Regions from separate parts of the Homo sapiens genome. Here region 1 is linked to region 2. Evidence: read pairs that join two places in POLR2A ChIA-PET (ENCODE). Cell type or tissue: B cell. All regions are shown on one strand. Region 1 overlaps AKAP13 (A-kinase anchoring protein 13). Region 2 overlaps AKAP13 (A-kinase anchoring protein 13).

The links. Peaks named below come from ENCODE experiments on the same cell type or tissue, not always from the same donor. Only the 100,000 strongest peaks of a DNase experiment are listed, where the experiment ranks them.
Region 1: POLR2A ChIA-PET joins it to region 2 with 9 read pairs; 2 of 35 experiments call an interaction of 5 or more read pairs at or near these places.

Annotation. Positions count from the first base shown.
Region 1 is chr15:85,630,649-85,634,648 of GRCh38, reverse strand. The region is part of intron 8 of AKAP13 (A-kinase anchoring protein 13); the gene reads right to left. Among named protein-coding and RNA genes, the nearest start is that of LINC02883, 130 kb to the left of the region's middle. In B cell, no CTCF peak of the experiment used is centred here; no DNase peak of the experiment used is centred here; H3K27ac peaks cover 429 bases.
Region 2 is chr15:85,518,892-85,522,891 of GRCh38, reverse strand. AKAP13 (A-kinase anchoring protein 13) reads right to left here. Exons shown (of 37, transcript NM_007200.5): 3 at 1,317-1,464. Among named protein-coding and RNA genes, the nearest start is that of AKAP13, 140 kb to the right of the region's middle. In B cell, no CTCF peak of the experiment used is centred here; no DNase peak of the experiment used is centred here.

The sequences.
Region 1 (4,000 bases), 110 kb before region 2:
ATATTTGTCAAGGCTCACCAAACTATAAACTTATATTGGTTAATTTTGTTGTATGGAAATTTATACCAGAATAAAGCTGAAAACAAATACATTCTCAAAAACAGAAGTATAAAATATAAAATAAATTTTAGTCTTCACAATTCCCACACACCTTAACATTATAACCCTTTAATCATTAAAACTGACATACTTAGATGTAATTCTAAATAATATGAGCAGAAATATCTAAACAAACTACTAAGTAGTTGTGAATATTTGTATGCTCAAAGACAGAAGCCTTGATTTTATTCAATAACCTCTAAAATATATTTCTGATCACTTTAGTGAGAATCTTAAACTCTTCTGCTGACAAAGATCAACAGTTTTACTGTATATGCTAAGTGGCATAAGGCAGAAAGCTAGAGACATTTTGTCAAATTATAACTGACAATAAAATGAATGAAAGGAATTAAACTGCTTGCAAATAACCAGGCAAACTAGAACCACATGAAACAAAACACTTTATCATTTGCTCTGTTCAGCTATTTTACTATTACAGAGAGCAAAAACAGCAAGAATCAGGGGCCATCAAGGTTTCAGTTCCTGGTGTGTTACAAAATGATGCCAAAAATTTAAAAGTAATCCTGAATGGAACTGAATCTTCAGCAGGTGCCCTGGGATTACACATATTTAAAAATATCCTTTCTGAAAGGTACTTTAAGGTATACACAATAAGGAAGTAACCACAAATTTTGTAACTTTACCAACACCCTATCCACATCTTTCAAAGAATTGAAACAACACATTTTCCTTTTTAAAAAAAAAAGGCCGGGTGCAGTGGCTCATACCTGTAATCCCAGCACTTTGGGAGGCCGAGGTGGGCAGATCACGAGGTCAGGAGATCGAGACCATCCTGGCTAACACAGTGAAACCCCGTCTCTACTAAAAATACAAAAACATTAGCCAGGCGTGGTGGCGGGCGCCTGTAGTCCCAGCTACTCGGGAGGCTGAGGCAGGAGAATGGCGTGAACCCGGGAGGCTCAGCTTGCAGTAAGCCGAGATTGTGCCACTGCACTCCAGCCTGGGTGACAAAGAGAGACTCCGTCTCAAAAAAAAAAAAAAAAAAAAAAAAAAGAAAAAAAAAGTCATTCAGAGAATTTTCTCTTAATTTCAAATGGCATTTCATTTGCAATGAGCCAAATTTTACTTACTGTGAAATAAGATTCTCTGCTAATAGAACCACTGTACTGCAATACAAAACTACACTTTTAAGCTGGAAGGGAAAAAATTACTCCCCCCCCGCCCCTATTATTCCTGTAATAAGAAGAGGCTGCATGAATACAGCAACAAGTTTAGTTTACAGAAATAAAAGAGCTCAGATGATTCTTTAGTGATAAGTAAAGAATGTGGAAATGAACTACTACGAATTACCATATTACTGTCTCTTACCTTGACCTTCAACAAGGGGCCAACAGTTTAGAAAACCCTATTAAAATTCTATTTCTGCCGGGCGCGGTGGCACATGCCTGTAATCCCAGCACTTTGGGAGGCCGAGGCAGGCGGATCACAAGGTTAGGAGTTCGAGATCATCCTGGCCAACATAGTGAAACCCTGTCTCTACTGAAAAAATACAAAAATTATCTGGGCGTGGTGGCACATGCCTGTAGTCCCAGCTACTTGGGAGGCTGAGACAGGAGAATCGCTTGAACCATGGAGTCAGAGGTTGCAGTGAGCCAAGATCACGCCACAGCACTCCAGCCTAGCGACAGAGCAAGATTCCGCCTCAAAAAAAAAAAAATTTTATTTCTTAGAATACTTTTCATTACCTTCTCAATACCACATGTCATTCCACAGCCAATGAGTAAAGTGAACATTATTTGCCTTGAATATGCAAGCAACTAAGACTCTCTATACTTTTCCTGTCATTTTAGGTACATGTGTTACATAAAGTGAGTTTCATATTTTACAAAATTATATACAATAAACACATACTACTAGAACAAAATTAAAGTTACATATCTTTAAGTAAATATGCTAATTTCTGAGTAACAGTGATGAGAACATAATAACAGTGATGAGAACATAATCATGTTGGAAAACAATTCTCCATGTCCCTCTTGCATTTCTGCAGGTTTTATCAGCAAAAGCCCTGATGGTCCTTTTATTCTAGACTATCTTTTCAAGACTGTTTGTATATCAAACACCCTTAGAAGATAAAAATACTGTTTCCTTCCGAAGCAAAGGGCAGGTTTGTTTCTGTCCAGTATTATAAAGATAATGTCTCAGTCAAGGGCAAAGGTCACACAGGCTTACTGTCCACTGTATAAAAATTCAGATTTCTTCAGGTTTAGATTTCTCAGCTGTGACACAGCATCAACCTGGACCCCTTCGTGTTGCCTGCATAGGGCTTAGGAAGCAAGGAGAACCAACGAGAAGGTGATGCTGATGCTGCTGGCTATGCAATGAGTAATACATTTACCTGTCTCTGACCCTAGAATGCCATGACTTCAGCCAGCACCCATGAAACTGTGTCAGGATGTAAGTTAACTTGCCAGCTTGCAAGTACGGAACAATTTCCGATCCACCACATTAACAATTAGTATATATTATATAGTATTAAAAATTTTACACACAGTGGCAGCCAAAAATCTCTTGACATGTTACACTTCTGTGGTGCAATCTCCTAATCTATTTTCAATTGGGTGGATATGTCTGAACGACCACAAAGAGACAACTTATATTCCTTTTAACTTTCCTGTAGTTTCCCAAATTTTCTTCAATGGTTATATATTTCTTTTATTTTTAAAAAATTTATCTTGATAAACTTATTTTGTAACAACTTCAGGCTGATACAAAAAATAGTATACATAAAAAGTAGAAATAACTTTAGTTTGCAAAGACAGCACAGAAAGTTCCCGTTTATCCCCACTCCCTTCCTCACTGGTTTCTCCAACGTTAACATCTTACATAACCATAACACAGTTGTCAATACTAAGAAACCAACACTGGTACATTACTATTAAGTAAACTCCGGACTTTATTTGGATTTCACTTGTTTTCCCATTAGTGTTCTCTTTCTGTTCCAGGATCCCATCCAAATCACCACATTGCATTTAGTGTGTGTGTGTGTGTGTGTGTGTGTGTGTGTGTGTGTGTGTGTGTGTGTGAGAGAGAGAGAGAGAGAGAAAGTGTGTGTGTGTTATTTTGCATTTTAACATCCTTATTGAGATGTAATTCACATACTAGAAAACTGGCCCATTTAACGTATATAATTCAATAGTACTAGTATATTCATAGAGTTGTGTAACCATCACCACTATGTAATTTTAAACATTTTTATCTTGACAAAAAGAAACCCTATATCCATTAGTAGTCATGCCTCACCCCCATCCCCTGTCCCCTAGTGCCTAGAGAGCCACGAATGTATTTCTATCTCTACAAATTTGCTTACTCAGGACATTTCATACAAATAGAGTCACACATTATTTGGTCTTTCATGCTGGGTTCTTTCACTTAGCAAAATGTTTTTGAGGTTCACCCATGTTGAAGCATGTAACAGTACTTTACTTCTTTTATTTCCAAATAATATTCTACTGTATGGATATATCCACATTTTACTTATCTATATGCATCAGTTGATGGAAATCTGGGTGGTTGTTTTTTTTTTCACTTTCTGACTGTGACGAATGATGCTGCTATGAACATTCAGAGTTTTTGTGTGGACATGTTTTCAATTCTCCTGGGCATACGCCTAGGACTGGAACTGCTGGGTTACATACATGGTAACTTTATGTTTAATACTTTAAGGAGATGTCAGACTGTTTTCCAAAGTGGCTGTACCATTCAACAATTTTTCTACATTCTTGTCAACACCTATTTTTGTTATCTTTCTTATTGTAGCTACCACAGTAGGTGTGACATGGGTGCTCATCCTGAGTTTCTTTTTTTTAATGGAAAAATCTATTTTAAAATCTATTGTTACTTTCTAGAAAAGGAAGATTGTGTGAAGATGTAAGGCTCG
Region 2 (4,000 bases):
TCATAAGCATGATGGAAAAATACTGAAATGTGGCTAAGAGGAGAGATGATTAGCAGAAAACAGAAGAAAAGCCAGGTACTAGGTAGGACTACAGGGCCAAAGCAAAGGGGTCAGGAATGATTTCTGAGGATTCGGACCAAATTAGAGGAAAGGAGCAGAGTCTAATACCCATTCTGCTTGGCTTGGGTAGGCAGGGCAAGGGTACTTACATAGACATATATAAAGTGGTACTAGAATCAAAGTCAAGGGAAGAAATGTGAACTAGAGCTCAGAAAGGGAGGCTGAGGACAATGTACAAGGATCTGGTACAAACTTAGAGCTCCAGGCTGTCATACAAGTTCAGTGACTCTGAGAAAGTAATTGCCTGCTGCCCATCCTAATTTAAGGACCTTACCAGTAAAGGCATAAGGGCTTCCAGGTACATCCCTCTCCACCAATAGAACAGACTTTGTTGGGATTTGTGACTGAGGATCACAGTTAGGACACAGGCCATGCTTTTTGTATTTGCCTTTTCCCTTATATCTGCTTGCAGTCTCCTTGTATCTACTTATATGCCCTTTCTAGATATATATGCACACACAGGTATATAAACACACAGCCCTCGAACTTTAACCCTAAAGTGTTCCTATTATAGGAAGTATTATGTTTATAAAAATTACCTCAATTCCTTTCCTAATGAGAACTGAGTCACGGACTGATCGATTATACCTAGGTTAAGAAGCTGTTTCTCCCCATCACCAACACATAATAAATGTTCAGCAATGGTGATACTGGATGGTACCTGCTAGAGAGCAGACCTCAAGTTCCAGAAAAGCCTTTCTGATATGATATACATCACAGGAAACAAGATGACTGGAGCTGTGGGTTACAAGGAAGGATATCTAATACTCTTCAGAAAAGAAATCGGTATCTATGCTGACTACCTTCTTTTATTCCCTGTCCATAAAAATTTGGCAATAATATACCTAGAGACTCTCTAGAATCTTTAAATCCTTGAATTTTCAACATCATTTTTGCCAAGTAGGAGGATAAATACAGCTTTCAACTGTCATAATCCCAGTTCTTAAATAAGTTATAATTTACAGAATTTGGTAGGTGGCCGACATAACAGTAATATACATAAAATGGCACAGCAATAAAAAACTGGCAATCTGTTCCAATACCAGCAGGACCAGATATTCAAACTGCTTTATAAACTAATAAATTTTTTTATACTGTCTACACTTCACTCTTCCTGTCACTCTATACTCATAAACATCGAATAAAAGGGTTTAAGAACTAGGAAAAGCTAGTAAGGATCCCATTCAAATACTTACCAGGAGCAATGGTCTCCAATGTATCAGAACTGACCTTCCGAGTACTTGTACAGTGACGGAGGGTGGAACCCAAAAATACCAAGTAAAACACTACATCATCTTCAGCTTTGTCCTCTTCAGCAAGCAGCACTGTAACAACACAATCACCCTAGGAAAGGAAACAATATAGCAAGTTTACATTAGTAAGGTTCCTCTTCGCAGCCTATCTTTATCAAACATCATATTTAAGGGAAAATCAAATTTATCATCTAAACCATGCCCCCATTCTGGTAAGCTGAAACAAGTATAAAGATTGAGCACTTATACACCAGGCAATCATCTAGGCATTCACAATACAGAATGAACCTGAAAATAAGATCGCTCTCTCTTCTTTAAACTTACATTTTAGTGGAGGTCATTAGACAAGTAAGTTAATCAACAAGATGAAGGAAAACTTTACTTGATGAATGGGTTAAAAAGGGGAGGGGCAGGGGGAGACATAGAAGAAAATCCAAAAATAAGGCAGAGAGGATGGAGGGGGTATAATAAATGATCACATCCTTATACTCAGAATGCTCCTTAACTCCTGTGTTCCAGTTGACAATAATTCTCTAAATTCTATATCCCATAAATCATTACCAAGTCCATACATTCTCCAGCAACAGGCTTGCCTGGAAAGGGTAGAGTGCAAAGAAGACGAGCTTGGGCTCCAGCTTAAGTGCACAGCAGGCTACAACATCCAAGTTTGTGTTAAGTATATGCTATGATGTTTGCACAACAAACAAAATCACCTAATACCACATTTCTCAGAACGTATCCCCATAGTTTAAACAACACATGACTGTATAGGAAAGCTCCTGGAACATGTTCAACTCTCGGTCTATAATATTTTTAACCTATTTCAATAGGAGGCTGCTTTTCTAATAATTTGTATTTCCTGACCATCTGACATTCCTACTCTTCTTTATCCACCCCTACATTAATCCCATAAAATCAGACAAAAATCTTGAGCCAATAACTTTGTCTATGACTTTGCAACTACTAGAAGGTAAGACATCTTTGTCTTTCAGTTGCTTTTTTTTTTTTTTTTTTTTTTTTGAGACGGAGTTTCCCTCTTGTTGCCCAGGCTGGAGTGCAGTGGCGTGATCTCAGCTCACTGCAACCTCCAACTCCTAGGTTCAAGCGATCCTCATGTCTCAGCCTCCTGAGTAGCTGGGATTACAGGCACCCACCACCACGCCCAGCTAAATTTTTTTGTATTTTTAGTAGAGACAAGGTTTCGCCGTGTTGGCCAGGTTGGTCTCGAATCCTGACCTCAGATGATCCACCCGTCTCAGCCTCCCAAAGTGCTAGGATTACAGGAGTAAGCCACCGTACCCAGCCGCAAATACTCTTTAGTAGTTTTTATATATTGATTTTTTTTTTAAATCAAGGCCAGTGGCTAAATATATTCTATGAAATACAGTCCTAATTATTAGCATTCTCCCAATTACGAACTATATAATTCCTGTTGTAACCATAACAAAAGATTACAAAGCATCAAGGTTTAAAGCACTGAGATTTAATACTATATAAATCTTAATAATGCACTATAGAAAAATCAATCTAGAGAAGGCTGGGCCATTTTAGCATCATAATTAGGGGAGTAAATTCTCATTATGTACAGAATATTTTTCCTTTCGATTTTAGCAACAATTAAAGCCAACAAGAGAAACATACCACCCTGTGGTCACAATTTACTAAGCCCAGCAGCATAACTGAGCAGAAGGTAGTTTTTTACTAAACACTAAAAAGCAAAAATCATCAAGTCAAACCTAGGAACCAGGTCTATTAACAAACAATGCTCCAGTGGGTCCATGACTACTACGACTACCACAGTGGAGCATTCAACAGTATCCTAATCCAAGGAATATCACGGCTGGTAAAACAGAATTATCACTGACTTCAGTTACTACTCAGAATTAGACTTCTGTCTTGTTTATAAGACTCTCTCTTGGAAACATTTTTGAAAAGCTTAGCCTGGTAAAATGTGTAATCTTCTTTGGCATGATGCAACCAGTTAAAAAGATGTTTTTGCAGCGTGTATGAGAAGAGTCCATTTCTCAAGGTACTGAAATATCCTCACAGCCTGAAAAAAGTACAAATAAAAAGTTCCATCCTTTGCAGCACAGGTTGACAAACTATGACTAGGTTGACAAACTATGACCCACAAGTCAATTCCAGCCTCCCACCATCCCCTGTTTTACATTTTGTGGGGGCGGGTGTGGGGGTTAGGGTTAGGGAAGAAAGAAGGCCTTTTAATCCTTTTAATGTGAAAATTACATGAAATTCAAATTTCACTGTCAATAAATAAAGGTTTAATTGAACCCAACCCATTCATTTACCCATCATCCATGGCTAGTTTTGCACTACAATGGGCCATAAAAGGTAATGATTACGTGAGAACTTAGCCCACAGCCTAAATTATTTACTATCTGGACTTTTACAGGAAAAAAAAAAAATTCACTTTGATTTCTAACCTGGTATTCTAAGAATATATCTTCCTTTTCCAGATCAAGAATTTTGTCCTCATATGAGACCCAACATCTTGCTGGGAGACTCTCTGTGCCCCAAGATACTAGTGAAGTCTGGGCCTTCCTTTGGGGACAGAGGAGGTGGCTAATTATAGGCAGATGAAATCCTTTTAGCAATGCTTTCAATATGAA